2 separate regions of the Homo sapiens genome follow, and region 2 is linked to region 1. A link is a loop called in an ENCODE intact Hi-C map of the cell type or tissue named here. Cell type or tissue: IMR-90. All regions are shown on one strand. Each heading gives the region's core, and the rest is flanking DNA. Links, peaks and the distances in the headings are about the cores only. Region 1 overlaps LOC105373294 (a long non-coding RNA gene). Region 2 has its middle 120 kb from the start of DIAPH2.

Region 1 (16,628 bases), core at 3,133-11,132:
CTCTGGGTATGTCATCTTCTTTCTCTCATAGGTAATATCATATAACTCTGAAGAGTTTTGTGATGTGAATCACCCAACATATTCTATTTTTTAAAGCTATCCAAAGTGCATAAAGGTAAAGTTCATCATTTACTTCACAAATATTTGCAAACAGATGGCTAGCATAATTGTTTCTGCAGTAAAAGCAGACATTGTTAAAATATAATAAGAACCAGATAAATCTGCGGGAACTCTCTTAGCTCTGTCTCCAGAGAATCAGTGCTAATAAGTCAAATTAGTCATTTTTATTTAGGAGATATAAAAAGGCATATGGTTTCATGCTGTACCAGCTGTCATAAAATTTTGGAGAAAAGTGTTGCTTACAAAGCTTCTAGGGGAAATGTTTCATAGAAGCATTTTAACCTTTATAGCTTACAAAACCAGTTGGCTTCCTTTTTTTTTCACAAACTATTTTTTGGCCTGAATTCTCTTTAACAATAAAGGTTCAGCAGGAAGGAAAACACGTAGCTAGAAGAAAAATAACTGGATTGCCTTCTAGTGGAGTACCTGTTATAGATTGCTTTCATATAGAGCTAAGATTTTCATGTGAGTCTAAAGTGTGTTTTGATGAAATATATTAGGAAACTTGTTTTCAAGTAAGATACATTTCAGAAAGCTACACTCCACTATTTAACCTTCACGTATCATATGAATTACAATGGTGGCCACAATATATGCATACTTTATATGCATACTTAAAAGTCCTTACTCATATACAAGTTCCTTTTGTTTTTTGGCCTCTCCTCCCTTATACTGAAGTACGTGTGCTTTTGTGTATGTGTGTGGTGTGTGTGTTTGTGTGTGTATGAAACCGTAGAGTCCAAAGGTCTTCCACATATTCCACATATTGTGATTTATTCTTCTGACAGTTTCTCTATTCCTTTGCAGTTTTTCACTTCTATCTTTTTAAAATTTCCTTGTTTATTCACTTTGTAGATTCAAGCTTTCCCCCATTTCTCTTTAGTTTTTCATTAAAAGAAGCCAGACCTAGGAAAGACAGAGTTTGAAATAGAAATCTAGAATCAGATATTTATAAGTTTCTATATAAGTTAACCATTGCAATTGTGGTTGGCCTCATGCCAAGAAAGAAATGTATAATAAATCATAAGAGACAAGATTAATGAGAAAGTCTTTGGAATAATCAGAAAATATAGTGGAGTTCTCAAAAACTAAGAATGGAAATTGAGTAGTTCCATATGAATGACATTTATACGGATAAATAGTATTTGGAAGGTATTAATTAGAAAATGTATCGATTTTACTTGCCTAAATTACAAACGTAGCATTTGGGTTGTCATAGTAATTTGAATACATTTGTTCTTTGAAATGATTTTTGATTATGCAATTGCAGAAGGCTTTTAACAATTTTTACCATGCATTTCCTAGGGGCCTTATGTCCACAGTTTCTTTAAAACAAAATTGTATTTTGCTTCTTATCTTTTTTATTACACTAAGACTAAAGTGCATTTTGTCACATTTTGTATAATATATTGTCTACAAATCTATCAGATAATGCATTTGTTAAATAGTTGACTTTTGCCATTATCTCAATAGATTAGAGTAGCTGTTCCCAACATTTTCAAGGATGAAGATTTCTTGTATGTATCAAAATACTTCTTGGAACAACTCCCCATTTACCCTTGCCACCAAGAAAATAGCTTTCCTTTTCTGTTTTTCTGTTATGATGTCATATATCTTCTATTAATTCAGTGTTATTTTAATGAATTTACATTTCATTAATAACCATAAAAGCACCTGCATATATTCAACAATAGTAGCACATATTATTATTCAGCTAGCAGATTCCTATATATATGGATTGGCAAAATCTTTGTAAGAACTGATTAGTCTCTCAGGCATCTATGGTACAGAGATTGGGAGCTCTTGGGTTAGAGCTTGATACCACTTAATTGCCACTTGATTGCTTTTGCTGATTTAATTCCCAAAGTGGTTCATGGGATTCTGCTCTCCAAATCTGACCCTGTCATTTTAGGTGGGCTATTACCAAAATGGTAGTAGTATGGTATAATGTTTTTGGCCACCCTCCTTTTGTTTCTCCTTTGAAGTTTGTTATGGGAGAGGGCTGGCCCAGATGGCCACTGATTAATGGGAAATGTGAGGGTTGGGTACTGTGTGTTTTGAGATGAAGCAGGGCATTTCCTGTCCAACTCATTAAAATGAGTTTAAAAAAGCAGGGATGGAGAGCCGAGTAAAATTCCGTAGAGAATAAGTTGGAGTTAAAACATTTAGAAAAGCACACACAAACACCAAGTCAAAGGATAGAATCAATATCAGGACTATTGAGCCAACTGTTCAAGAGTTGAGTTTGAAAAAGTCTAAAGTAACAACAGGAGTAAGTATGATACTGCTTTTTATTCATCTACTTTTGAAATTAATCCAGAACTGGCTGTTTGTTTTTAATAAATGGTGAAGGGCTAATTGGCTTACCATGCAGTGTTTTCCATTTGGTCTCCCACAGTATACTTCTCAGCTCTGTTTAGAAACTGGAAGGTTAGTTTGTTCAGTTTTTTATAACATAAAGCCATAATGTTGGTTTGGTTCTATCATAGGAAGCACGATAATGGGTGTTTAAACTACCAAATCCATCACCTGATCTGTCCATAAATCTCAAACCTGCATTTTATATAGTTTTTATAACACAAATTAAACAGTTTACCTTTTCTTACACTGTCTCCTATGGGTTTTCTTTCCCACAGAGAAACAATCTGTTTTCTATCTACAGGCTGTTTAAACAACTGCATCCAGCTGTCATGTGGCTATGTGAGGTTGGGCATAGGGAGATTCTATGTAAATGAGTGATCAGTTCTCTGATCCTTCTTCCCTGGCGTGGAAGCTGGGGAAAGCTCAGATGAGCTCCATAAGGCTGGAGTAGGACTTAGGAGCACAGCTCTACCATGGCTGTATATGTTGTGCCAAGGCATGAATACCAAACCATCCAAATGCCGAGGGGCAAACCTGGAGAAGTTAGTAAATGGGACTTTAGAGCAAGAAGGCCTATGTTACGTGAAGTTAAATAGATTTCTTTGCTACAAAAGTTATCATAGTATTTCATGTGCTAATATGAAATGTGACTCTCCTAGATGGAGATAGATTATGCTCTCTTTTCCAAATTTATTTGATCATTGACTCTTTGAATGTTTGTAAATATGTGGTAGAGTGGTTTTCTATTAATAATATCTTGCCAGGCCAGGCGTGAGCCATCACGTCTGTAATCCCAAGGCTTTGGGAGGCCGAGGCAGGAGGGTTGCTTAAGGCCAGGAGTCCCAGACAAGCCTGGGCGACATAGTGAGACCCTTTCTCTCCCCTCCCCCGCCAAAAAAAAAGGTCAGGCATGGTGGCGCATGCCTGTAGTCCCAACTACTCAGGAGGCTAATTTGGGAAGATCGCTTAAGCCCATGAGTTGGAGGCTGCAGTGAGCTATGACCACTTCTTTGCACTCCAGCCTGGGTAACAGAGCAAGACCCTGTCTCTAAAGAAAAAGAAAATAACAATATCATGCCAGACACTTGATCCATGGAACACAGTTTGAATGGAGAATGCTGCCGTAATAGAAATAAAATTTAAAACAAAAGTTCTGTTAACTGTGCAGTCATATTATTTTTGAATATGGAAAAGTGGATGTGTTTTGTAACACACAAAGCAAAAATAATGTAACTTAATTTGTTAAGGTCTGCGAAGTGATTAAGATGCATCAATAATCATATTAAAATGGAGATGGTTGGATTTGAGCCATTTTAGCAAATCTTAGATATTAGGGTGCTAAGATGGTGGCCAGAGTGGAAAGGACACCTTTTTGTCACCCTGGTCACCATGGTATGCTGTCAGTGCAAATAGAAACCCAAATCTAATTTCAAACAAAACCTAAGTAATAGCAGTGAGTTTCCATACAATTCTCTTTTTAAAGTCAAATTAAATCATTTCCTTGAAGTACCACAAATGTTATTTTCAATCCCCAAATTTTCCTTTTGTATTCAGTTCTCTCTCAGTAATAGCATTTTTTTCAGTACAAAGAAAATCTTATGTTTACATAAATGCACTGTCTAACGGTCCTGTTTACATCACTCACACCAATAGGTCTGGAGGTCCTTTTCCCGATGAGAGTTTACAAATGTCACAGCCTTCTTCTCTTCCCTCTGTTAACCTTTCAAGGACAAAATTCCTCTTAATTAAGAGTTTAACTTGTGAGGTGGTATGTTTCAGTTGTCTGAGTTAATGTCAGCCTTGGTAAGCTGAGACATCTGTTCAGAACACAGGTCACCCTCTCATCCAGCTAATTTATACTGCTAGAGATGGCTTCTACTTTTCTTTTCTAAGAAAGTCATAGTTGGCTGCAGGCAGACTTACCAGTTGAGAATATAATTTCATTAAGCCTGTCTCCACATTGCTTCCTTAGTATTTTGCAGGATGGAAGAAGGGGTAGCAGGCACAAATAGCTTCATATTAATGAACTGCCTTGAATAGGTTCTGGATTTGAGGGTCTATTTCCAGCCTCTAAAGAAGGCAAAAGGTCTGCTGCAACCCCAGTTTGATTTGAGGTGTGCTAGTAAGGGCCTCTACTCTTTCCAATGCTGGGCATAGTACCAGAATTTCCTCTGTTGGGGAATTTATTATACCTTTGAATCTTGTAGATTTCAGTTTCTCAAAAGATGTTTGCTAAAATGCAAATGCCCCAAGGAGAGGGGCATAATAAGGTTTTTTATCATCTAATAATTTAACTAATTTGAGTTTGACTTGCTTTGCAAATATGGCCCAAAGCAGGGGTGCATCCAGGTATTGTGGTACCTAATACTTAAACACTTTAGAGAAGGGATCTTTAAAAAAAGAATAAACATTGGCCAGGCGCGGTGGCTCACGCCTGTAATCCCAGCACTTTGGGAGGCTGAGGCAGGTGGATCATGAGGTCAGGAGAGCGAGACCATCCTGGCTAACACGGTGAAACCCCGCCTCTACCAAAAATACAAAAAATTATCCAGGCATGGTAGCAGGGGCCTGTAGTCCCAGCTACTCGGGAGGGTGAGGCAGGAGAATGGTGTGAACCCGGGAGGCGGAGCTTGCAGTGAGCCGAGATCGGGCCACTGTACCCCAGGCTGGGCGACGGAGCGAGACTCCGTCTCAAAAAAAATAAAAATAAAAAAAATAAACATTTACCAATAAAAAATTAGTGAAGATTCTTAGAAGGGACCTGGGCAAGTTGGGGGACCTAAAGCTTCATTAGTTTCATGGTAAGTCTGCCTGTGGGCTAGGGTAGTGATGAACAACCTTTAGGGTGCAGGGTGCATTAAATGTATGTGAGTGGTATGTTAAAAAATGTAGATTCTTGGGGCCCATGCTTCAAGATTCAGATTCAGTAGATCTGAGTTTGAGCCCTGGAACCTTGGAGCTTTTGTGGTCTGAGGTATCTACCTATATTTCACACTTTGAGAAACATGGTACAGCACAGAGAAGGCACCTGAGGGAAGGAGCAGGACCTTATTCTCCAGTGGATGGTTAAAGGTTTCAGTTATGCAAGATAAATAAATTCTGGAGATCTACTATACGGCATAGTGCCTGTAGCTGACAGTACTATATTGTATATTTAAAATTTGCTAAGAGGATAGATCTTAGTGATCTTACCAGAAGAAAACCTCCCCAAACAAATGAAAAACTCCACAGCACAATAATAATAAAGGAGCAGGGAGGAAACTTGGAGATAATGAATATTTTTATGGTCTTGATGGTGGTGATAGTTCCATGGGTATATATTTGTCCCCAAATTCATTGAGATGTAGACATTAAATATGTACAGCTTTTTATATGTCAATTCTACCTTGACAAAATGGTTAGAAAAATAGGAAGAAGAAGCCAGAGATAACTTTTAAAGAAGGCAATGGTCCTCATGGCTATGCGACTCTAGAGCCACATCCACAATCGCCATTCCTACTGCTTCTTCATGTCTTGTTCTTCTCTGCATGAAATATACACATTCTTTCACATGCCCACAAAATGAATATGTCACAAAATGCCTAAATTTAGTGAATTGACTTATTGCATCTATTTATTTTGCATATCCAGGACAATGCAAGAGAAAATGCAGGCTTTTTTCATAAAGAAGCATTTTCATTATTGAAAAGAGGACCTATATGTTATATGGTAGCCACATTTCTTGGAAAATTGCAAGAAGGACAGATGAGATCTTTGACATTAACCCTCTGCAAGGGTAGTCCTTTGCCCATATATAAAGGGGAGATGAATGTTTGGGCAGGAAGAGGGACAGAGGGGCAATGTGGCTGACTTGTGGTCCAAGATATACTCTTCCACTCTTGGGGGACTAAGATCAACAGAGAAATATTTCTGTTTAGCTGGTTTCATAGTAAGAACCACATATGATGAGAGACTGTAGTTACTATACTTTATTATCATATAATACTCTTATACACAAATATGAGCTGCATGCCAGAAAGTCTTTGTATTAGTCAAGATTCTCCAGAGAAACAGAGACAATAAGATTCTTTTCCTTAGGATATGTATGCATATAGAAAAATTTTTTTCTATATGCATACACATCCTATTAGGAAAAGAATTAACTCACATGATTATGGAGGATGGCAAGCCTAAAATTTAGAGTGTGGGCCAGCTGGATTGAGACCTAGGAGAGCTGATATTCCAGTTCCAGTAGGAAGGCTGGCAGCCTAGAGACCCAGGAAAGCTGATGGTGCACATAAAATCTGAAAGCAGTGTGCTGGATAATTCATTCTTGTTTGGGCAGGCCAGTCTTTTTGTTCTATTGAGGCCTTCAACGGATTGGAAGAGGCCCACCCACATTACAAGGATCAGTCTGCTTTATGCACAGTTCACTGATTTAAATGTTAACTTGATTCAGAAACACCTTCCAAGATGACACATACAATTAAACATCATAGTCATATAAGTCATGGTTTTCTCTATTTCATTGTGGAGGACACAATGTGTGGGGCAATGGGCCTCCTCTCAAGGCATCCACTGGAGCCAAGCACCTGCCATATGGAAACTTTCTATCATTGGCAGAGACCATCTGTTTTATTTTTGGGCATTCGGAAACCACCTAGCAAAAGAAGGTCCTAAACTCTTGAATGGTTTCTATTTCTGAGATTATATAATAAGCACTTGCATGCTTCCCATCACTCACAGTGCTGAGGGTGTCCATGAGACTATTTCCTAATTCCTACTTTTCCCCCAACCCAAGTATGATTTATCCTCCTTATCAATACAATGTCGCTTTATTTTCAGATTCGTCATTGTGCAGTTTATCACACTCCATGCTGTAATACAGGTAGTTCTGAATATGTTGTAGCCACCTGTCCTTCCTTCCCCCTCTCCCCACCACTAATTTATGAGCTACTTGAGAGCAGGTATTGTGGGTCACTTATCTTCATGTCCCTCATTACATCTAGCAATGAGCCTTGCTCACAGTAGGTGCTTAAACGGTATTGGTTGAAATTAGTTGGATTGCATTTGTGGGGCTCTAAAATAGTTCTGACCAGCGCTTACTTGAAGTAAATTGGAAAATAGTTTTCTCATAAACTATAGCCTGACAACCAGAGCCCTAGCATTTCAAATCTTGATCCTTGTGTTCCTGTAGCTCCTCCTAGTGGGAAGGTTGCAAAATTTCTTGGCTGCAGGATTACTGCAGCCGAGTTATTACTGCTAGAAACAACAGGAACCACCACCAAACGAAACATAAACCCTTTGTAGGAAATATATATAGTTTAAATTTTTACCTTTTTTAAGGTTTATAGCTGGGCCCAAAGTTTCTAAAAGGTCTATTCAGCCTCTGTGAGAAGCAACTGGGGTTATTTTCGGAGATGTAACCCATGGGTATTGATATACACCACGGCATTCCTTGGTAGCCAAGCATAGGGCTAAGATGAGAACTATTTGGCTACTTCTTAATATTTAAGTGGATGAGCAGCAAACATCTTTCTCCGTCTTCCTGAGCTCCATTCTGCAATTGCAGTGCAGCAGGACGACAGTGCATTTACTGTGGCATGCTGTTGGCCCCATGCACTTCCCCCTTTCCCCCATAGATCTCGGCAGTGCCTTCTGCTTTGGTCCTGACAGGTAGGTCAGTTGGTTTCAGTCTGCCTGGCTGATTTATGCTGCTTTAGGATCCCTTAAGCCTATGCTTCTGGTAGCCTGTACTTCAGATAAAAGTGTTTTTGATTTTTGCATTTCTCTATAGAAACCATAGCCTCTTTTCTTTAATCCCAATGTTTTCAGGGGATGTCTGGGCATTATGTATGCATGTTTAATGATTCATACTCCTAGGATTTTGAGTTTGTTTTTAACTGAACTGTATCTGTTCTCTTATAGAATTTTAGAAGTATTAAAAATAATGTAATAAGCCTTTGCAATGTCTGTTTTTAGGAGGTTGATTGCAGTAATTTTTTTAAACCAACTGATGCACAGTATACAGTACATTCCCCAAATCTGTTGTATATAGGGTAAAAAAATCTTCAAATGGAAAAATCTTCCTTCTTTGCTGTGAGCAAAATAATTAACTATTTGACCACTGATCCATACCAGTGAATGTGATGCCCCTTAGCTTTTCTGAGGTTATGCATAACTCTTGTCTATCCAGCTTCATAAACTGTGGAGTAGGCTTTCTGGAGACAAAGATCTGAGAGTGAACATTATAACATGAATCAGCCCTAGCTACAAATTTGATGTAGTGTTTGCTGGAATTGACAGCAAAAGACAACATTAATCCACATACTAGTGCAGCAGTGGTTTCATTTCATCCCTCTGCAACTACGTGACTTGGAATATATTTGTGTTTTCATTTTATTTCAGTGCCTTTGAGCATACAGTATGGTACCTTTTTTGAGCCATGACATAGGTTTGAAGCAATACAGTTTATACCTGTGCAGTACTCCTCATTAGAGAAGTGTTTCTCGGTTAAGATTGTTGTCTCTCTACCTGGAAACATAAAACATAAAGTCATACTGTAAGGATAAAGACTATCAATGTATGGTTGGCTCAGTTAACTGGAACCTCATGTTCACTCTTCTAGGTATATTCTGCTTTGTCAGAATCTCTTATGTGATCTTGGACAAGGTATATGATTTCATTTTCTACTCTTAGATTAATTATGTGGGATTTGATTGTATGTTGCTATATTTACCCTGGAGTTAAATATGTGTTCTCCTCTTCATTTAATCTAGTGATTTCACATTTGATTACCAAGAGATAATTAGAGATGGAAGTTCTGTGGTTGCTGGGAAACCAATCAACGATTTAAAAAATTTTGTTACAGATTATTATACCCACATATTTATTGGCAGAAGATAATAATTTAATAATTTAATTGGCAGAAGAAAAACTAGAAGTGGCATTTTTTTCAGGGAAAAAATCCTCAAATTGGCTAAATCTCTTCTATCACAAAGCTTTTTTAAGAATAATGGGGGAGTGAGGGAAACTTATAAACCACTGATTTCTTTACTCTTCTCTAGACACATATTTTTAACCCCAAGGCTCATCTGCAATTGATACCTGATATTTTTCTTATATACACACTTTTCAGTGTGTTGACAACAGTTTTAACAAAAAGTACATGTAAGTATATGTGCTATTATTAGTTTGTGTTAATGACTAAGCTACAATCACGCCCTGAACATTTTGTCAAGTTGTGTTTGAGGGGTCACTGGGTTCTCTCGTATGTTGAGAAGCTTTCTGGCCCAACTTAATTAGTACTTTTCAGAGAAAACAAGCCTGTTGGCCTGGATACTTACTCCATCTTTGGACAAGTGGAAGATTAGGGTCTTTGTCTAATTAACAGTTATCTACAGCACATAGCCTATAGGTGATAGCGTAAATTGCATGCTGAAAAATGCTACCTGAAAACAATGATCTAATATGGAATGACAGAGAGAGGGTCTTGGTACTTATCTCTATGAGTGTCTTTGGGGGCAAGGACAACTCCCTTTAATGCAGACTTTAAGGAGTTATGATTTCTCTGGGAGGAGTTGGGACAGGCCTAGGTTACTGCAGGTGATGGGGAGTATCTTACTACTTGCTGGATAAATACTTCTGTTTATCTCAGTCACAACCCTCAAATTTCCGTGGAGCAAGGAATTATCTTTAGAAAAGTATCCTAACTAGATCTTGCCTCTTTCTGGAAATCTCTTCCCAAAATAATTGCTTGACTTTCTCCTCACCTCCATCAGATGTTTCTTCACATGTCACCTTTACATTGAGGCCTTGTATACCATCCTATTTGAAATTTCAACCTGCCCCCCCCGCCCTCCCCCACACAAACAGACACACACACACACACACACACACACTTCATATCTCCTTCCCTGCTTTATTTTTTCTTTTTAGCATGCATTACTATGTAAAATATAAAATATTTTATTTTTTCTAAACTTGGTTATTGCTTGTATCCCCAACTAGAATGTAAGTTCCATGAAGGCAGGAATTTTTGTCTGTCATGTTCATTGTTGTAGTCCTGGTGCCTTGAATAGTCCCCTGGCATATTTAACAATGAAAAAATTGTTGAATGTATGAGTGAGGAAAAGGAAGGACAAAAAGGAAGGAAGAGGCACTCGGAAAGGCATTGATTCCAGACTCCAGAAGCTCTTTTCACTTTCAAAGTTAGGGCCAAAATGCTTCAGCCTTTTTTTCATTAAGGTAGAAATAATTTAGGGAATGCTATGCCTTCTCATTAATGGAGAGGACTGCAATCAAATAGAGCTATCTACTGTTAAATAGAGGGGGCTTCAATCAGTTGGGTTAGTGAAGAAGGAGAAAAGATATAATAAATCAGGCAGTGATGCCAAAGAGCATATTGGTCAGGGATGTTTTATATCTTGTTAAGTGAGGTAGAAGTGGGGATGTGGAGAAGAGATAGCATGACAATGAGGAAGGAGAGGGTGACAGAAGAGGAAGAGGTATAAAATATACAACTAAATCAATTTGGTTATAAGAACAAGTTTTTTCAGAGAAATTTATTTTCTTGCTTTTGACCATGTGTCATTTAATGATGGAGTTATGTATGCCCTGAGAAGTGCATTGTTAGGTGATTTTGTTGTGGTGCAAACAGTGTACTTACACAAACTTAGATGGTATAGTCTACTACACACTTAGGCTAGATATAGCCTAGTGTGCATAGTTGTATAGTGTGTATATCTATACCTAGATATAGGTGTAGTTTATTGCTCCTAGGCTGCAAACCTGTACAGCATGTTACTATACTGAACAATGAAGACAATTGTAAGATAATAGGATTTGTATATATAAACATAGAAAAAGTATAGTAAAAATATTGTGTAAAAGATAAAAAATGGTACATCTGTATAGGGTACTTACCAAGAATGGAGCTTGCAGGACTGGAAGTTGCTCTGAGTGAGTCAGTGAGTGAGTGGTGAGTGAATGTGATGACATCAGGACATTACCGTACACTACCGTAGACTTTAGGACATTACCGTACACTACCGTAGACTTTAGGACATTACTGTACACTACCGTAGACTTTAGGACATTACAGTACACTACCGTAGACTTTATAAATGCTTAGGCTATACACTAAATTTCCAAAAAATTTTTCTTTCTTCAATAATAAATTAACCTCAGCTTACTGCAGCTATTTTACTTTATAACCTTTAAATATTTGTAAACTTTTTTACTCTCTCTCTCTTTTTTTTTTCTTTTAGACGGAGTTTCACTCTTTTTGCCCAGGCTAGAGTGCAATGGCACCATCTCGGCTCACCACAAGCTCCACCTCCTGGGTTCAAGCGATTCTCCTGTCTCAGCCTCCCAAGTAGCTGGGATTACAGGCACCCGCCACCACGCCTGGCCAATTTTTGTATTTTTAGTAGAGATGGGGTTTCTCCATATTGGTCAGGCTGGTCTTGAACTCCTGACCTCAGGTGATTCGCCTGCCTTGGCCTCCCAAAGGGCTGGGATTACAGGCATAAGCCACCACCCTTGGCCAACTTTTTTACTCTTTTGTAATAAAACCTAGCCTAAAACACAAATACATCATACACCTTTACAAAAAAACCTTTCTTTATATCCTTATTCCAACAGCTTTTTTCCTATTTTTAATATTTTAATTTTTTTAAACTTTTAAAACTCTTTGTTAAAAATGAAGACACAAACACAGTAGCCGAGGCCTGCACAGGGTCAGGATCACCAATATCACTGTCTTCCCTCCATGTCATGTCCCACTGGAAGGTCTTCATGGGCAATATCATATCTCCTATGATAACAATGCCTTCTTCTGAAATACCTCCTGAAGGATCTGTGGCTGTTTTACAGTTAACTTTTTATTTTAATAAGTCAAAGGAATTCACTCTAAAATAATGATAAAAGTATAGTATAGTAAATACATAAACCAGTAACATAGTTGTTTATCGTTATCAAGTATTATGTACTATACATAATTGTATGTGCCACACTTATATGTGCCTGACAGTACATTAGGTTTGTTTACACCAGCACTACCATAAACATGTGAGTAATGCATTGCTCTTTGACATTAGGACAGCTACAATGTCACCAGGTGATAGGAATTTTCCAGCTCCATTATGATCTTACGGGACCAGTGTCCCATAAGATTATTCAATGTTGACAAAACATCATTATGCAGTGCATGACTACATAAGTTTTAGATATTAAAAGACTTATTTTTAACTTCAAAACATGAAACAGAAACTGCCGGGCATATGTTAGATTTTATTCTAGAAATGATGCTGTAAGCGAAAATATTTAAGTTAAAACTGACGTTTCCAATCAAATAATGTGGCCTTCCTAACCAAGAATCTGTTCCCACTCTTTTTGGAAATTACCATAGACACCATACTTCGTTAACTAAAATTATAAACTTGTATATTATAAAGACTTTTTAAAAAAGTGCATGTAAATTGATTAATCAACAATTTTAAAATTCATATGGAACCCAAAAAGAGCCTGCATAGCCAAAGCAAGACTAGGCAAAAAGAACAAATCTGGAGGCATTACACTACCTGATTTCAATCTGTACTATAAGGCCATAGTCACTAAAACAGCATGGTAACCTGGTATAAAAATAGGCACATAGACCAATGGAACAGAATAGAGAACCCAGAAATAAATCCAAATACTTACAGCCAACTGATCTTTGACAAAGTAAGCAAAACCATAAAGTGGGGAAAGGACACCCTTTTCAACAAATGGTGCTGGGAAAATTGGCTAGCCACATGTAGGAGAATAAAACTGGGTCCTCATCTCTCACCTTACGCAAAAATCAATTCAAATGGATAAGAACTTAAATCTAAGACCTGAAACGATAAAAATTCTAGGAGATAACACTGGAAAAACCTTCTAGACATGGGCTTAGGTAAGGATTTTATTACCAAGAACTCAAAAGCAAATGCAATGAAAACGAAGATAAACAGTTGTGACTTAATGAAACTAAAGAGCTTTTGCACGGGAAAAGGAACAGTCAGCAGAGTAAATGGACAACCCACAAAGAGGGAGGAAATCTTCACAATCTATACATCTGACCAAGGACTAATATCCAGAATCTACAACAAACTCAAACAAATCAGTAAAAAAACCCAAACAATCCCATCAAAAAGTGGGCTAAGGACATGAGTAGACAATTCTCAAAAGAAGATATACAAATGGCGAACAAACATATTAAAAAATGCTCAACATCACCAATGATCGGGGAAATGCAAATCAAAACTACAACGCAATGCCACCTTACTCCTGCAAGAATGACCATAATCAAAAAATCAAAAAGCAGTAGATGTTGGCATGGATGTGGTGATTAGGGAACACTTCTACGCTGCTGGTGGGAATGTAAACTAGTACAACCACTATGGAAAACAATGTGGAGATTCCTTAAAGAACTAAAAGTAGAACTACTATTTGATCCAGCAATCCCACTACTGGGTATCTACCCAGAGGAAAAGAAATTGTTATACGAAAAATATACTTGCACACGTATGTTTATAGCAGCTCAATTCGCAGTTGCAAAAACGTGGAACCAACCCACATGCCCATCAATCAATGAGTGGATAAAGAAACTACGGTATATATACCTGATGGAATACTACTCAGCCATAAAAAGGAATGAATTAACGGTATTCACAGCAACCTGGATGAGATTGGAGACTATTCTAAGTGTAGGAACTCAGGAATGGAAAATCAAACATTGTATGTTCTCACTGATATGTGGGAGCTAAGCTATGAGGGCACAAAGGCATAGGAATGATACAATGGACTTTGGGGACTTGATGGAAAGGATGGGAGGGGGACGAGGGATAAAAGACTACAAATAGGGTTCACTGTATACTACTCAGGTGATGGGTGCACCAAAATCTCACAAATCACCACTAAAGAACTTACTCATGTAACCAAATACCACCTGTACTCCAATAACTTATGGAAAAATAAAAAAGAATAATATAGAAAATTGTGTTTAGTAATACAATTATAGTTCTCAGCTTACTCTTTATAATTTCCACTTTATTTTGATGACAAAATAAATCAGAATTGGAAGTAATATCTTCATTAGAATAGATTCATTCAGATATTCTGCCTAGGGGAGATTTTCATAGGCATTTTTAAAGAAGTGTTTTGGGGGTTACCTAGGGACATTTGATAATTTCTTAGGAGACAATCATAGAAGCCGCTGCTTTTTTGCTAATGCAAATTGCCATGTAGCAAATAATTTCTTTTCTCCTCTGCTGCCTTCAAACAGAAAGGCTAAGTTGAGCTCCCATCTCATCAGTACTAGCCGTTTCATTCACATCCTGATGTTATGCAAGGGCAGACCTTATGAACAAACCTTGATTTGCACTGAAATTTTCATCCTTTGATACCTTACCATGTTCCTGCTTCTCACTGTCAGAAAACCTCAAAGCCTTGGCTTGGCCATACTTAAAGTTACACAGGGCTGAACTTGATCCCAAATCCACAGAAAAAAACCCTTTCCATCTTATGTACAAGTTCTGCATGTGGTCATTTAGTGGTAGATTGCAACTGTCACTAGGATACTAGTTTTTCTTTTTAGAAGCAATCTTAAGGTTTGAGTACAATCATGTAACAATACTTCTTTTGTGACAAATGTGCCATAACTTCTATATTTAAATGAGTATTTTCCTTAAAAGTAATCACACTGGGACAAGATAATCACTTAAATAATATTGCCATAGTTCAAATGTTTTTTAAACCTCTATTAAACTGCTTTTGGAGATAGTTTATGAGCAACACAAAACACAATAAAACCAGTCTTATTACTTTATAGTAACAGAAGTCTCTTGGTCCCTTATTCTCACCACTCACCTTATTATTTCTTTGTATTTCTCATCCTTTCAACAATCAATGTATATCAACCATGCATTAGGTTCTGGGGATGCCATGGTGGATCAGCCTCTTTCATATTGTCTAGCAAGGAGAGTGAAGATATGGGCCCCTCTGCAAGCAGATTGAGACGTATGAGGAAAAGAAATGTACCTTGTTTACTTCTCTATCTTTAGCACCTAACATGGTGACTGGCATATAGGCACTGAATTGATAATTGATTAATAATTTAGTTAGTGGGTTATTAGCTTTAAATGCCTTAAGTTGATAATATGGGAACAGTGGCTGGATCATTGGAAATTGATATACTGTGATTTGAAAACTGCCAACATAATAACAAGGAAGAAGTGTTCTAATTACACACTTTGTTGTCAGAAACTTTGTTGTTACAGGTAGAAATAAAATAGGGGATAATGCTATGTGCTTCAGAAACTCACAAAATATATCCACTGATCTTCTTCTTGCTTTCAAGTATGGTGTGATGTAGTTCATGTCTAATTCCATTGCTGTAAAGGAATACCTGAGGCTGGGTAATTTATAAAGAAAAGAATTTATTTATCTTAGGGTTCTGCAGGATATACACGAAGTATGGCACCAACATCTGCTTCTGGTGAAGGCTTCATGAAGCTTCCACCCATGACAGAAGGCGAAGGTGAGCAGGCATCACATGGCGAAAGAGGAGGAGGAGAGAGGGGAGGTGCCAGGATCTTTTTAACAATGTGATCTCCTGGGAACTAATAGAGCTAGAACTCACTCATTATCATGAGGATAGCACTAAGACATTCATGGGGGATCCACCTCCATAACCCAAACAACTCCCACCTGCCCCCACCTCCAACATTGGGGATCACATTTCAGTGTGAGATATGGAGGGGACAAGTATCCAAATTGCATCAGCTCTTGGAACAGATACTGTGATGGCTCACCGAATATGTGCTCCCTACTATCCTTCCACTTTCTAACAGAGCCCAGATTTTGTCCAGGTATCAATTCTTCTTGATGGGGCTGACCCCATTTCAGACCATAGGGGATGGGTCCTAACTGATGTAAGAGAGGTCCTGGTAGTCCTGTTCTCCTTGCCAAAGATTGATTGGTTTAGGCACAAGTACATGACCCAACTCCAGAAAGGTTTCTGGGAAATGTTTCTTCATTTTCCTCAGAACTGTTGCCAGCATCATGCTACAAGCCTGAAGGGAAGGTCTACTGACAGAGAAGGACAGAGACCAGGGAAACACAGAAAAGGAGAGACAAAGCCTTGA
Region 2 (16,628 bases), core at 3,935-11,934, 190 kb before region 1:
TATATGGAATAAGGTGCATGTGTGTTTGTTTTTAAATTGAACAGGCCAAGGGATGGAAAAGAACAGGAAGGAAACTTACTTTTGGGTACTTATACCCATATTATCTCATTTAATTTTCACAATGGTTCTATGAGATATTGTTATTATCTCCATTTTAGAGACAAAGAGAAAATAAGAAACTGAGAAGTGGTGGAATTGAGATTCAAACCCACATCTGTGTAACTCTGAAACATCTGTTTGTTCTACTGGTCCACTTTTCAGAGAGAAAGGGAGGAGAAAAGGAGAATGTACACACTCACATAGTTCACACAGTGCTATATAAGCATATTTGAGGTCAGACCATCAGTATATGTGTAACTGAGTTAGATAGTAGGCAAAGTTCTATATCTGGGAATCAGACTCAGCCCAAAGAGAACAATATCTGAAAACTGTTTTGTAAACTTACCGTCTTTGTAAGCTTACCATTCTTGCTTCTTGGCACCACATTTTTTTTTTTTTCACCATGGAATTCTTTTTTTTTTTTAAATTATACTTTAAGTTTTAGGGCACATGTGCACAACGTGCAGGTTTGTTACATATGTATACATGTGCCATGTTGGTGTGCTGCACCCATTAACTCGTCATTTTACATTAGGTATATCTCCTAATGCTATCCCTCCCCCCTCCCCCCACCCCACAACAGGCCCCAGTGTGTGATGTTCCCCTTCCTGTGCCCATGTGTTCTCATTGTTCAATTCCCACCTATGAGTGAGAACATGTGGTGTTTGGTTTTTTGTCCTTGTGATAGTTTGCTGAGAATGATGGTTTCCAGCTTCATCCATGTCCCTACAAAGGACATGAACTCATCCTTTTTTATGGCTGCATAATATTCCATGGTGTATATGTGCCACATTTTCTTAATCCAGTCTATCATTGTTGGACATTTGGGTTGGTTCCAAGGGCACCACATTTTTATCAATGAAACACACTATGCCATCACTTACCCAGGCTTTTTGTGTAGCTTGTATAGCAATTACTAAGGTATTGATTTTGTACATCTCTTCCCCTTCAAGTGTGAATAAAAGGCACTTCCAAGGTTGGTGTTGGTGGATTACCAAGTTAGCCTCAGAAATCTGATTTGTCTATACCTGGAGATGGGCTCTGTGGCCCAGAGATGAACTCATATTGACTAAATTTACAAGAAAGAATTCAGATTGACAAAAAATTTATTTATGACAAAAAATACAAATCTCACAGTGGATGGAACACTCATGTTGACATGATCAAAGTGTTCTCTCCCCATAGAAAGCCCTACCAAACAGGAGGGGGACTTGAGGAGCACACAAGTAGTGTTGCATGCTCCTCTAAGTTTCAGCTTAGAAACGGAACTGTTTCTTGATGAAATTCATGTGTAACGACAACTCACTCTGAAGGAGTGATGTGTCCACTTCTGGAGTAGGTATGTAGCTGTGAAAGAGATGAAAGTGTCTTATGGCCCTAACATTTTCTCTCCTGGACAGTGCTGGGATGCCCAGGTCAAGGCCTTTGTCATTCTCTTCTTCCTAAACTTTCCTGTCTGACTAAGCCCACTTTCTCAGGGACTCACTCATTCTTTAGATATGTTAATATATTTTGTTAGCCTTGCTCTAGCCTGGGAGACATTCTTTTTCTTTAATGTGTCTTGTTTATCTATGACCTGGTCCATTAGGCCTTGATTTTATAGTGTAACTATTAGAGAGTAAGAATAATTTCCAAATTATTGGAAGATATCTTAGTATTGCCTATACACCCTTCCCCCTTTTCTTCCATGTACCTTGTACAGTATGCAAAACCTTACCTCCTTATTTTCAGACAGAACCTCTCTCTTTTGTAGTTTTTGCCTTCTGTGTTTTTGTGAGAACTTCCAAGCTATTTTTAAAGTATACTATGTCACTTTAATAATTTTTTTTTGAGGCAGAGTTTCACCACGTTAGCCAAGATGGTCTCGATCTCCTGACCTCGTGATCCGCCCGCCTCGGCCTCCCAAAGTGCTGGGATTACAGGCATGAGCCACTGCGCCCGGCCGCACTTTAATAAAAATTTTAAAGTCATTTAATTTTAGGAGCTTTACCATATTTTTTAAAATGAATATTCTTTTTATGTCAGAGACTTTCATATGGGAACTGATTTCAAGTTTAGAGTTACTTATGTAACTCATCAGAAGTGAAAATAGGCCGGGCGCAGGGGCTCATGGATGTAATCCCAGCACTTTGGGAGGCCAAGGTGGGCAGATCGCTTGTGCTCAGGAGTTTAAGACCAGCCTGTGAAACATGGTGAAACCCCGTCTCTACAAAAAATACAAAAATTAGCTGGGTGTGGTGGTGCATGCCTGTAGTCTCAGCTACTCCAGAGGCTGAGGTGGGAGGATGGCTTGAGCCCTGGAGGTGGAGGTTGCAGTGAGCCGAGATCAGGCCACTGCACTCCAGCCAGGGCGACAGAGCCAGACCCTGTATCCAAAAAAAAAAAAAAAAAGAGAGAGAAAAACTGAAAATAAATACTAGTAATGAGGTGTTTAATTTTTTTCACCTTTTTGTCATATGTCTATAAATAGTATATTTCAACAGCTATATATTTGTATATTTAAATCCAATATTGATAGTATTCTTTGCTTTGCTTTGTGAAATAGGTGGATTCCTGGAGAGTTCATGATAAAATGTAGTGCAAGTAGCCCTATACATGGAGTCAGTAATCCTGAGTTCTTAACATTCTTCCTGCACTGGTTTGTTGTGTGGCCTCCTACAAACATTTGAACACTTAGTGCCCTGGCCCTTACACCTATAAAATGAGTGTCATGCTGGGGCATGGGTGGCAGCAGGGCAAAGGTCTTTAGGTTTGTCTGGCATCAGGTGTCTGACGGAGGGAAGAAACAGGTACTATGATTACAAGGGAGTTCTTATAAAGGGGATAATACTCGTCTATCGATCTCAAAGGGCATTTGTGAGGAGGATCACATGGGACTAAGAGGAAATACTTTGAAAAGAATGAGTTGAAACCTTTTAGAAATGAAAGGATAAGATAGTAACTTTCCTCTTGACACTGTACATGTTGTATGTCAAAAATGTCAAACTGACTGAAATTCTAGCCTTATCTGGAATTTCATTTTTCCTTTAAAAATAATTTCAGATTTTATTTACTCTCCATATCCATTCCTATAAGCTATAACCTCTATGAAGATAACTCTCACATCTATCCCAACCACAACTCTCATCTTGAGCCACAGAAATGCATTCCCAACTGCTTGCTAGGTATCTCCACTTTGATGCTTATATACTGCCACCCTATATACTGCCACCCACTCAACATCATTAAAGAAGCCATCGGCTGCATCAAACTTTCACCTATAATTTCTTCTGATATGTAACCTCAGAGTTAGCTTACACTTTTTCTCCTGTGTCCAATGATTTGTCAAGTTCTATATGGTCTCATACTACAATATCTCTTACTCTTGTACTTCCATCCTCCTGTTTCCATTTCTATTGCTACCATCTTATTTTGGTCCCTCATTACATATTATCTGAATTATAGTAAGTGTCTCCTCGGTTCACCCTCTTTCACCTGTCTCTAATCTGACTTCCACAATCCTGGAGAGTAATCTAAAACACGTGTCTGAATATAGTACTCCTCCAGTTAATCAGTCTCAGTGGGTTCCCTTCATCTAGATAGAACAGAGTACAAGGAGGCTTTTCATCATCTGGCTGCAACCAGTCTTACATTTCACCACTTTGTCACAAATATGTTTCAGTCATATTAAACCACTTGTAGTTCCTCCAATCTGCCATGCTGTCTCTTGCTTACATATGTTGCTTCCTGTTCTTGGAACACTCTCCCTGCCTTCTTACTTAATCATTTTCTCTGCCTTGCTAACTCCTGTCTGGCCCTCAAGATTCAGTTTGAATATCATCTTCTCTTAGAAGTCTTCGTTAGTATCCCCCTTTGCGTTTGCATGGCTCCCTTTACATAATACTTTTATAGCATATTCTATGCCAATTGTTGGTTTATTTCTCTGTATCTGTCATTAGACTGCAAGCTTCCTGAGTACAAGGATTTTGTTTCATTCATCTTTGTATCACTAAAGCTAAGAGAGTGCTTTGCACAGGTAAATACATGTTTGTTACATGAATGAATGAATATGAACTTTATCATTAAAATTCTGATCAGTATAACATGTGGCAGAAATTGGAACATATGTAACCCAAAGATTGAGGTTTAGGTTAGAGAAACAAAGTGATTTACTGGAATCAAGGTATCAGGCAAGAGAAGACAGGGAGAAATGCAATTTGATAATGATTAAGGCCCAGGAAATGGGATTAATATACTAGGGACATAGAACAAAAGCCAGGGTCATAAATCAGAGTAAAAATTTTAATCTGAGTAAGTGAGTACCAAAACAGAGACAACGCAGGGAAGCTCTTGTTGTTGAATCAGTCAAGGCCCTCAGGCTTTGGTGAGAAGCCTTGAGTGATAGACCAGCTCTTGAGTGAGAATGACCAAAAGATATATTATGTCTGGCTTCTGGGCCTCATGTATGACAAGCATTGGGACAGATAGAAAATCTTGGTGACCCTGAGTTAGATCTGGCAGATGCAAATGTTTGCTACACCGACTTAACCACATTATAAGGACCAGACCAAAGTACTCCGATTTGAGAAAGCTGAAAATAATGCAACGTGTGGTTTAAAAAATCAAAATTGTCATATTAACTTGGCCTTTAAAAGGTTATTCTTAATGGTGATTTTCACGGTTAATAAATCCATTAAGTACCCAAAAGGAGTGACCTTATCATACACTTTACATTTTAGCTTTAATGAATAAATCAATATGCAATTGATTTAATTAAGGAAGCTGCAGATAGTACTTTCACAACATGATTCACTTTGCATTTGTAAATATTTCAACTGCCAAGAATTTTCCCACCAGTCGTGTGACTTTTACGAATCTTAAACAGTTTTTAAAATAACTGCGGACTGATTCCATATTGAGACCAGATGAGAACATGTTGGAATGAGTTTCTTAGGTCTGAAAGTTCTTCATTTTGCTTTCAGTTACATTTCTTCCACTAGACATGCTTTTTAGACAATCACATTAGCTTAATTAACTTCATGTTGCTCCTAAGAGGTTGTTTTTTTTCTTTAGCAAAGACAACAATTCTTCTACTCTGGGGAGATACATTAACAATAAAATGTGTAAATAGTTACTTGACTAACTTTTGTAAGGCACATTTGATAGCTTTTGGAAAATACCAATTTAGTCTGTTGAATTGCAGTAATATTTGACTAACCTGTTGTGCTATTTCATTCATCATGTCTTACACTCTACCAGAGTATAAGCTCCTTGAAGGCAGGGGTTATGTTTGATTCATCTTATGCTTCACAACTGTTGACACGTAGTTGGTACTCAATAAATATTGACTAAAATTAATATATGCATGTGGCCTTACATAACAATTTTGCTGCTGTAATGAAGACTGGTAATTCACTTATTTAACATTCCTCGTATTCTACCTCTGCAATATTTATAACCTATTCTCCTTCCTCTAACTCTTTAAGTATTAATGCCCACATAGATATTTATATGACCTAAGGCTAAAGTCATCACATTTGGATTAAATCTTAGTCATCCATTACAGTGAATGATTCTCTTAAAATCTTCATTTTAGACAATGTATTTTTACTGGGCACAAAAATATAATTTGAAGTATCAATTATTTTAAAACAAAATATTATGCTTCCTTCTAAGAACTTTTTTATTAGAGGCATAGAGCCTGTATCTGGATAAAAATAGGTCATCTGGTGAATTCATAGGGTTGAAAATAAAAGCAACCTTGAGAAATTATCTAAGACATTACTTTTGTTCATTATAATCTCTTCACATAGTTCAGGCCAATTTGTATTAATATTATTTTGAGAGATTCTCCTGTTGAACAAGTTCCTTTTAAATACAATAAAAATAAATAAATAGAAAAACAAAGACATAAAAATACAAATCCATTTTTAGTATTAGGTTCAATTAATATAAAATTACTTTGTCAAATTGCAATAAAAGTTCTAATTGATTATTTTTAGTTTTTTGGTTTTCTGCTGTCCAGGCTGGGGTGCAGTGGCGTGATCTTGGCTCACTGCAACCTCTGCCTCCTGGGTTCAAGCTATTCTTGTGCCTCAGCCTCCTGAGTAGTTGGAACTACAGGCGTGAGCCACCGCACCCAGCTAATTTTTGTATTTTTAGTACAGATGTGGTTTCACCATGTTGGCCAGGCTTGTCTTGAACTCCTGACCTCAGGTGATCCACCCGCCTCGGCCTCCCAAAGTGCTGGGATTATAGGCGTGAGCCACTGCGCCCAGCTGATTATTCTTAGTTTAAGTACATATCTCATCATAGGCCCATACCAAACAGTTCTGATATGGGCACCAGTCCAAGGATCACACTTTGAGTAGCTCTCATCTAGAAAATAACTGATCAAACCAACCTCTCTGTTGCTTGAGACACTGTTAATACAATATTTGCAATCAGGTTATAATCAAGAAGGCTTGCAGGTCTGTGAAATATTCTGCCTCTTTAGGTAACTTTTTGGAATTCTGATCGAATATATTGTGTTGATATAATTTAGGTCTGAGAGGACAATCTTCTTTCTCTTTTTTTCAGGATTTTGTCAGTTCATTAAGTATGGACTCATTCTAGCTAAGCTAATACAAAAGTATCTTTTTAGTGAAAAATAATTGTTACAAGCATGCCTTTATAAATAGTGCATTTCCTCCTTGTTGACAAATGTATATAAGAAGTTAAATAATATATTCTGTATCTTGATTATGATTATACTTTTGTCAAAACTCATAGGCTATACTCCTAAAATGGGTGATTTTTACAATATGTAAATTATACTGCAATAAAGCTGACTTTAAAAATGCAGATTGTGGTGGGGGCACATCCACCGGAGTTTCTACCAGTAGGTAGGAAATGCTGGCACCAGTGGGATCAGAAATATGTGAAGTCTGTTAGATAGAAGCATCTGTATACTTTCCATATGAAGGATGCTTTGCTTTAGGGAATAGAAAATACTTAAGTCCAGGGCCCAAGCCTCCCTCTCCCCAGGAAGGTGCTGTCTGGACAATGCCACCTCTAGCTTTTGAGATTTGTTTTCTCTTTTTTGTTTTGGTCAACTCTTGTTTCCTTAGATACATAAACTAGGTCAATTAAGATGCAGTCAATTGTTGGTGGCCTGTGAGTCATTTGGGCCATATAAGGTGACTGTGTGCTTCCGTTTTGAAGTATTTTGTAATTTTCTTCAATCATGACCCATTTTTTGTGGTAGAGGTGGGGATTGCCAAAGGATATCAGACTGGAGACTCCTGATAAGTGGTAGGAGTATTCAGTGGAGGTTCAGAGCATAGGGTGCTATAGCTACAAAAGTTTAATGGAGGAGATGGGATTAATATAGTTACCCATGGTTAGGATTTGTACAGAAAAATATTTCAGATGGGAAACTTGAGGCCTACTGTTAAGCCTTTCTAGCTTGACCAGGGGATTATTGGGATACAGTGTGGAATAAAGTGAGAAAACCAGATTTCTCCTATAGGTGTTGAAAGGTCATTATAAGTTTTTCACAAAAGATGTATAATCCTTGTTAAAAATCTAGCTAAAATCCCAATTGCTCAAACCTAGACTTTATGTTCATATTGTTTAAGAGTTGACAGCGTTCAATTTTCTGTATGTGCACTTTGTTTTTCCGACTAGACCATGAGCTCTTATGGGCAAGAAATCACTTATTTTTCCTTGTCTCAGAGCGGGTAGTACTTACTGAATTAGTTGGAAAGCTTTCCGTATTCCTTTAATCCATTCCAGTCTTATACGTTGGTCTTTTAATCAATATCAGATTTTTTATGTCTCTTTCTTAAATATTCAGTCTGGCTCTTGTAAGATTGTGACCTATGGTTGGAGAGTAACCTAATACTTCCTTGATAATATATGCCAGTTAATACAAGCCATCGTCATGTCTTTTTTTTTTTTTTTTTAAGTAGAGATGCAATTCAGACTCATGTTTATCTTGAGTTTATACAAGCTCAAGTCTTTGGCAGAGAGTTTAGTTATTTGTTGTGAAACACAATCTTTGGAAGCTTACCATAAAATGCTCACTGAATGTGGAAACTATGTTATGAAAGGCTGGCACCCTGTGAAATCTTGACTCCCTGTGAAGTTTACAACATGATTTTGTAGTTGTTTCCCAACTTGTCCTGCAGAGCAACTCTGTCATGTCTTATAATGGTGACTCTTGGTTGCCAAGCTAGAGTTGAAATCAGAATATCTTGTCCTGACATAAATTTTGGTGAGTCACTTTTAGGTTTGGAGAGGAGTAAATAATCTACCAAGGATGTTCTCTCTCTTAATGAGAAAAGGGAATAGAGAGGAAGTTGTGATTTGAGTTTTCCATATCAAATATACCCTACTCCTCCACTTTTCCCTCCCCATTGTTGGGTTGAGTGAATCCCCTTTGTATGCTAAGAGCACTGAGCAATTGTTCTTTTCAAATACTTATCACATTGCATTGACATGGACACGTGTGTCTATTTTTTCCACATTAAGTAAGCTTTTTTGATGACAAAGACTGATTCTTAGTCACCTCTGTATTACCAATGGCTAGCAGAGCATCTGACACATGGTGGCTAGAAAATAAATATTTGTTGAATTGAACAAATACTAATAATATTGATAATAGCTAACATTGAGTGCAATTACTTTTCAGCAGGCACCACTTTAAGCACTTTACAGATAGTAATTCCTTTAACTCTCCCTACAATCCTATGAGGTGCCTACATTATACAGATCAGAAAAAATAAAGAACAATGAATTAAATACCAGGTATGCTTAAGGTTATAAAGCTGGTGAATGGCAGAAGCAGGAATCAAATCCATGACTCCAAAGTCTTAACCACTATGTTACACATATATATCAGGTAAAAGGAATGGTTTGTTTTCTAATAAAATTGCCTATACAAGAAGGCCAATTAACTAAAGATGGATTCTGATTGGCCAAGAGAAGGAGTTCTTTCCTTTCTCCTAGAGTTTAGCTACCATTTTCTATTACAACTACCTGCTTCTTAATATGATTGTTTCCAGTCTGTCACTTTTACATACATTTGTGAGGTTGGTTTCTTTTGGATTGCATCTAAGTAGTGGATAAATTGCACCATTTTATTGGGCAATATGTGAGAACATTTGGATCTTGAAATTCTATTATGTGTGGCCTGTTAAAAATAATACTTTCAAATCACTTGTGCTTTTAAACATTTTTTGTAAGTTGTTCTTATTTTTAATTACATGGATAATACATGAATGAATTCTCATTGGAAAAAAGTCAAACAATAGAATGTGAAAATTGCTCTTTACCTCATCTTCCACATCAATCCTTTGCATTGAAATGACCATTTTATTAGCTTGGTGATGTGTACTCAATAATGTACTTTGTTTTCTTAATGATTTGTCTTGGTTATTGCTTCATATCAAAACATGTAGATCTACCTCATTTTAGTTAATTGTTGCATAATTATTCAGAAGATGCATGGTGATACATTCTGTATTTCTCTATCGATGGATACTTAGGTTATTTCCGATTTTTTCTTTTTTGTGGCTACTATAGACAATACTGTAGGTCATATTTGAGTATAGATTTAATTCGAGATTCATAAGAAGAAATAGGTGGCCATGAGGATGTGTACACGTCTACTGTAATAAGATATGGCCAAATTGTCTTCCCAAATAGCTGTAACAGTGTTGCTAGTAGTTTCTCCACAAAAAAAGACAACTTGAATAAATGGAGAAATATGCCAAATTCCTAGATGAAAAGGCTCAATTTTATAAAGATGACATTTCTCATCAAATTAATCTGTAAATCCTGTGCAGTTCCAATTATAGCCCAATAGAATTTTTTAATGGAGCCTGACAGGCTGATTCTAAATTTTAAGAGGTAGAGGAAATAAGCAAGAAGAGTTGGGAAATTTTGAAAAAAAAAATTGAAGGAGTGGTAATGTTGCAAGAATATCCACACAGTTAAATGAAGGGGAATGGAGAGTCTAACATACATATAACAATTTAGAAATTAAACAAAGTAAAATTTCAGTTCTGTGGAAAAAAATAAAAATCTATTTAACAGTGTGGGTAAATTTGGCTATCCATCTAGAAGCAAAGTTGAATCCTTATTTCACACCCTATCTAACTCCAAATGTATTAAAATTAAATATTAAATTATTTATAGAAAACAAAAGAATAGGAATTTTAAAGGAAAACTTGAGAGAATATATTATAGTCTGGGGTTGGAGAAACCTTCTTAAGCCATGGAGGAAATATAGAAATTAGATAAGTAATAATAGATATTACAATACACAAAATATTACATTTTTAATGAAAAAAATCATAAATTCAAAAGCTAATGGGACAAGATTTACAACATATTTTACAAACAGAAACTTTTTTTCTTTTTTAATTTTAAGTTCCGGGGTACGTGTGCAGGATGTGCAGGTTTGTTACATATGTAAACGTGTGCCACGGTGGTTTGCTGCTCCTATCAACCCATCACCTAGGTATTAAGCCCAGCATGCATTAGCTCTTTTCCCTAATGCTCTCTGCACATCCCCACCGTGTCCATATGTTCTCACTGTTCAGCTCTCACTTATAAGTGAGAACATGCGGTGTTTGGTTTTCTGTTCCTGTGTTAGTTTGCTGAAGATAAACGGCTTCCAGCTCCATCCATGTCCCTGCAAAGGACATGATCTCATTCCTTTTTATGTTTGCATAATATTTCATGGTGTATATGTACCACATTTTAATATCTGTAGTATACAAAGAGTTTCTGCAAAGTAACATAAAAGTAATCAATTGAAAAAATTAGGCAAGGGGTGTGAATAAGGATTAAAAAGAAGAGGAAATGAAAATGGCCAATAAATAAATGGAAATATCCTCATCTTCATTAGTCATCAAGAAAATGCAAATTACCATAACAATGAGATATCAATTTTTTAACTACACAGAGAAAATTTAAGTGTGCTAACAGTACTGACCACTTAGCTAGAAAAAGGGCACTATGATGTATCGCAAGTAGGATTTTGAATTGCCACCGCCTTTCAGGGAAGTAATCTGGCTGTAACTGTTTGAATGGAAAATTCAATTCAAAACAAGTATATTTACTTGTGTCAATATCTCTGGAAAGTTACATTTTAATAATAGTTCTCTTTGGTGAGGGGAATTGGAGGACTGATAGGAATTTTTTTTCTGTTTGATTTTTTTCCCCACATGTACATATTACATATCACCTATTAAAATAAAATACAAAAACATTTTTATATTTTTCCTTTTTTTTAGCTATTTCTTACAGGAAGGAACAAAAGCTTTTAAAAACTATGTAAATATATATTTCGATCCAGTAATCTCATGTTGGGCACTTTTACCTAGTTAAAAATGTATATGAAATACATTTATAGACCGGGCACAGTGGCTCACACCTTTAATCCCAGTACTTTGGGAGGCCGAGGTGGAGGGATCACTTGAGTCCAGGAGTTCAAGACCAGCCTGGGCAACATGGCGAAACCCCGCCTCTACTAAATACAAAAATTAGCCAGGCATGGTGGTGCTCACCTGTAGTCCCAGCTACTTGGAAGGGGGTGGGGGTGGTAGTTGGGCACGGGGATACAGGGGTGGGGTGGCGGGGAAGAATCGCTTGAGCTTGAGAGTTTGAGGCTGCAGTGAGCCAAGATCATCCCACTGCACTCCAGCCTGGGCGACAGAGCAAGTCTCTGTCTCAAAAAAAAAAAAAGTGTATTATATGTATAAACATGTTCATTATAATACTATTTAATGTTTATACTAGAAAAACTGGCAACAATCTGAATATTATGAGCAGAAAAAACTGGAAACAATCTGAAATTATTCTTAAATTTGAATATCATGAAATATTTTTCTTCTAATAAAAATTATGAGTAGGACTCATTATGAACAGTATCAACCTTGAGAGATGTAAGTTCATGATGTACTGTTATGTGAGAACAAGTTGCAGATAAATGAGTTTAAACTGACATAATTAAAAAAAAACCCTCACAAAGGAAAGAAGCAACATGTAGATATATGTTTATATGACCATGCACAGAGTTGTGGAAATATATACATCAGGTTAACATTGGTTACCCTGAGTAGGGGCGGGAAGGAATGAGAGAGAAGAAGAGGTGGCGGAAGATAAGAAACAAAGAAAGGCTACCAAATAGAAAAATTCTCATGGTATATTATAAAGCAAGCAAGTAGAATATAATTTCTACCTTTAATACTATTGCAATTGTGTGAACTTTGAATATGCAGATAAACAAGAACTAGAAGGAAACCTGGATAAATGAAAACATTGATTTGGTCGGGTGATGGGATTATGGACCTTTTTTGCTTTGGAATGCAGACATTTTAATATATTTTTGTAATAACATAACATAAATATAAAGATGATATAGAACTTTGAAGAAAATCTTATTTTCTTATTGTAAATAGTGTCCCATCTTCTTCTTTCACAATGTTGCCTATGAAAATTCAAAATCAATGACATCTGAATTTTCACTGCAAGGTGCAAGAATCAATGACATAGGGCAATGTGTTTTACTCTTTGGAAACTATCAGTAAATTTTTTCTTTATTGTTCGGGAATTTCACCACAGTGTGTCTAGGTGTGGGTCCTTTTTCATACATCCTGCTTGACACCTGATGGGGCTTTTAAATCTGAGGGCTCATGTCTTACTTTAGTTCTGGAACATATTCTCTGATTATTGCTTTATCTATTACTTCCTATCCATTTTTTAACTCTTCTTTTTCATTTGGCATTTGTAGTAGATAAATGCTGGAACTTCCGGATATATACTCCTTGTTTCCTAACTTTTCTTCCTTATTGTCCTTTGCATTGCATTCTGAGAGATATTATTCGTTTTATTTAGGGGGAGTTAGTGACTGGAAGAGGGCAGTCTAAGGAAGATTTGGGGAGTATTTGTAAAGTTCTCTTTCTTGATCTTGGGCTGGTTACACAGATTTGTTCAATTTGTAAGAAATCTTCAAACATTAGACTTTTGATATATATACTTATTTTAATAAGTAATTTTAAAAAAACTTCAAGGCTTTTGGCCTGAACAACTGGAAGGATGAAATTGCCATCCACTGAGATGAAGAAGGCTGCAGGTAGAGTAGGTTTGGGAGAAGATCAGGAGTTCAGGTTTGAACATGTTGAGTTTGAACTGTCTCTTGGATATGCAACAAGAGGTGTCAGCTATCATGTTCAATCCTGCTAATAGGTTAGGTAAGATGAAGACAGAATTAATTATAGATTTAGCAATTTGGAGTTCAATAGTCCTCTTAATGAGAGCAGTATTGGTGGACTTGAGGAGAGGGCTGGGAGCTGATTAGGTGGTCTTAAGAGTGTGGAGGAGACCAAATGAAGACAGGAAACATAAGCAACTCTGCTGTTTGCTGTCTGATCCAAAGCCATGATTGGGGTAATAGGATGGGGTCAAACTTTTTGGCTGCTTCTTGTGGGACTCAAGCCTGTTATCATTTGGTTGCCCTATGGTCCGTTTATATTTAAGTTTCTGCCATGTCTGCACTAGAAGCACTCCTGAAGCTCTTCTCACTCTTCAGGAGCCCTTCCTGTGCACCTTTGGGCTGCCCCTCCCTTCTTCCCTTCCTTCTTCTTTCTGTCATCTCATCTTTTGGGCATTTCTTACTTTTTCTGATCCCCGAGGGCACCAGTTTCTGTTTCTCAGTGTGCCATATCCACTCAATCTCCTCATTTTACCTTTTGAAACTTCAATTTCCTTACCTAGAAAATGTGCAAAAGAATGGCTGCTTTATTGTGGATTTATGGGGGTCAAATGAGATTATATAAAGTACAGTTCCTTGTAAATTGTATACTCTAAAAAAACGAAATGCTAATTTTATGTTAGCTGTTACTTTTAGAATTTAAAGGGTGGTTGATTTCATTATTGTGATATGGAATATCACTCTTTTCTATTTTCTAAACGTAATTGTTTTTAGTGAATTTAGACGGCTTGCATTTTAATGACAACCTACTTACAATCTCCAATTGTAGTTAGCAGTACTATGGGAAGTGGGGCCAAGGATGTTTAGACCCATTTCTGATCCTAAGTTTTATTCTGCCAAATGACATGTTGAATTTAAAATAATGGACCTCCTCACTACCCCTTTATAAATGTTTATACAGATTTTCTCCCACCAAATTATTAGCTACTTTAAGGGAAAGTATGGAGTCTTATTTTTGCTGTATTCCCAGTGCCTTGAAAAGCATTTGGCACATAGTAGGCACTCATTTATGTTTATTTTTTGGAAATTGATCAGACTTGAGCAATGATTTTTGTTTGCACTGACTTGGGAGATATTATTAGTGTGATGCAAATTTTGCTTTAAAATATTCTAACAAGGTTTTACTGGTAGGCCAATAGTACCTATGGTGTGAGTATTAGTTTTAGGCAGAAATAAATTGCCTTTTAGGACTAAACATCATGGATGTTTACAATCTAAACACTAATAGTAACTTAAGAAGCTAAAAAGGCTATGCTTATTAATAGCTGCTATTACTGATACTGTCTCCAATGTCAAAATAACCTTAAAGTCTCACATCTAGTAAAGTACAGAACCAGAAGGCATACTACCGACTACCTGAATTCAAAGCCAGTGATCCCAACTCCAAACTCCTCTAATATGTTTTAAGCCAAGTGCGTAAGGAATATAAGTTGGCAGTAGCCTCAATTTCAGTTTTCTGTTCTTAAGGAACAGTATTTATAATCTTTTTGCTTGGCTTATTCACTTTACTCTGAGGGTTAGCGATATAGAGTGATATTTGATCCTCTTACTCTGTGTCATGCTAACGTGCTATTTTTCCCCTATTTCCTTTCTTTCTCTTTCTCTTTCTTTTGGTTGTTCTGACCCACACTGAGGCTCTGGAAGGTCTTGTAAGTTTTAATCCCTAATGTTTCCACAGGAAGAAGAGAAATGGCTTTTTTCCACAAGACTATATCTAATTTTAGTATTGTTTATGCAGTGACTTTGAAAGTATGTTTTCAAATTGCTGTTAGTCTCTTTGTGTAGCCCTTGTGGCCTAAGCAACAATCAAAATTAAATGTTAATACATTTAGAGGGAGAAAAGAGCCTGATATAGCAAAATTAAACAAATATTTAATAGGTTCCTACTATGTGTCAGCATAATTTTAGGCTCTAAGGGAACACAGCAGTGGTTTTATTTTTAATCAAAAAAGTAAAGACAAAAAAGGATGCATTTATGCTAAAAACTGATTTAATGGCAATAAAAATGTATTTTAAAATTTCTCAACAGATGATGTAATTTCTTCTTGAAACAGGTTATATACCTTTGCGGATTTAACATCTGTAGTATAATCATTTTATTTTAAATGAGTAAAACCAAACAGTAATGTTACTTGCCCATTTTTCCTTTTTTCTCATTTGGTTGCCTCAAATCATTTGCTAAATATACATTTTCATCTTAGTCTCTTTGTAACAACTATTAATTTAAAGCAATTTGTGGTACTAAATGCTTCCACCTGGATGAAGACTTCTGCTCAAAGCTTCTCTATTTTGTTTTTCTGGAGTTATGTGCTATTCGCCAGAAAAAAAGAGACTATAATATTTATCATATGTTAGCAAAATCTAAAATCTTAGAGTTAACCTACTTTTTAATGCTTTGGCAGGAATTTTAATAGTTATACATCAAGGGTGAATACAGCTATTTTTTTTAGGGGGAAGGAATTTAAAATTCCTTAGCAAATTTTATCTCTCATCAACTTTTCTATATGTACCCTGTGAGGAAGGTGAATATAGAATATGTTTTTATTCCTGTTATATTGTTGGCAACACGTGGCCTTGTCAAAGAATGGCTCCTTAGAACTGTGTCTAGTAGCTTTGGAGCAGATAGTAGATTCTTCCCTACTTCTGCTCTATCCAGTTCTTCTGACCTACCTTTTTCTCTTCATTAGTCAACACCCTTTGGCCATTGAATACTTGTTCATATATTATTCTGATACTACTTGTTAACTGCTTCTAACTACTGTACACTAACTTTATATAAATTTTAAATTTTACATAAATTTTAATGATTTCAAATTTAAAAATCCTTTTTCTTATTTAAAAAAAAAACCTTTAGCTTCTTCTTCAACACATACCATGTTGGTAAGCACACAGTAGGAACTCAGTAATCATTTTGGGTTCATTCATTTAGTCAACACCTAATGATTGGTACAAGCAATGTGGAGCACTGAATAGGAAGTCAGAAGAACTTGATTCGAGGTTGAGCTCTACTATTTACTAGCTATATCATTTTAAGCTTTTCACAATCTCTCTGAGCAATTGTTCCTTCTTTAAAATGAAAGTGACTAAACTACATTTTTTTCCCCAAATTCCTTTCAATTCTATGATTCAGTGATCCAAAGGAGTGAATAAGAGTTTTCCATGCCAGGCGTGGTGGCTTATGCCTGTAATCCCAGCACTTTAGGAGGCCGAGGCGGGTGGATCACCTGAGGTCAGGAGTTCGAGACCAGCTAGGCCAACATGGAGAAACCCCGTCTCTACTAAAAAT

Evidence for each region. A loop is a pair of places that touch in the nucleus more often than their neighbours do. Peaks named below come from ENCODE experiments on the same cell type or tissue, not always from the same donor. Only the 100,000 strongest peaks of a DNase experiment are listed, where the experiment ranks them.
Region 2: a loop joins it to region 1, with 4 times the contacts of the local background. A loop is called at or near these places in 4 of 110 quality-filtered maps.

Annotation. Positions count from the first base shown.
Region 1 is chrX:96,363,986-96,380,613 of GRCh38, reverse strand. LOC105373294 (a long non-coding RNA gene) reads left to right here. Exons shown (of 3, transcript XR_938466.3): 2 at 15,934-16,021; 3 at 16,530-16,628. Among named protein-coding and RNA genes, the nearest start is that of DIAPH2, 310 kb to the left of the region's middle. In IMR-90, for the core only: a CTCF peak has its summit at 7,666 (motif pointing left); a DNase peak (open chromatin) is centred at 7,633.
Region 2 is chrX:96,555,416-96,572,043 of GRCh38, reverse strand. No RefSeq gene overlaps it. Among named protein-coding and RNA genes, the nearest start is that of DIAPH2, 120 kb to the left of the region's middle. In IMR-90, for the core only: no CTCF peak of the experiment used is centred there; a DNase peak (open chromatin) is centred at 8,103.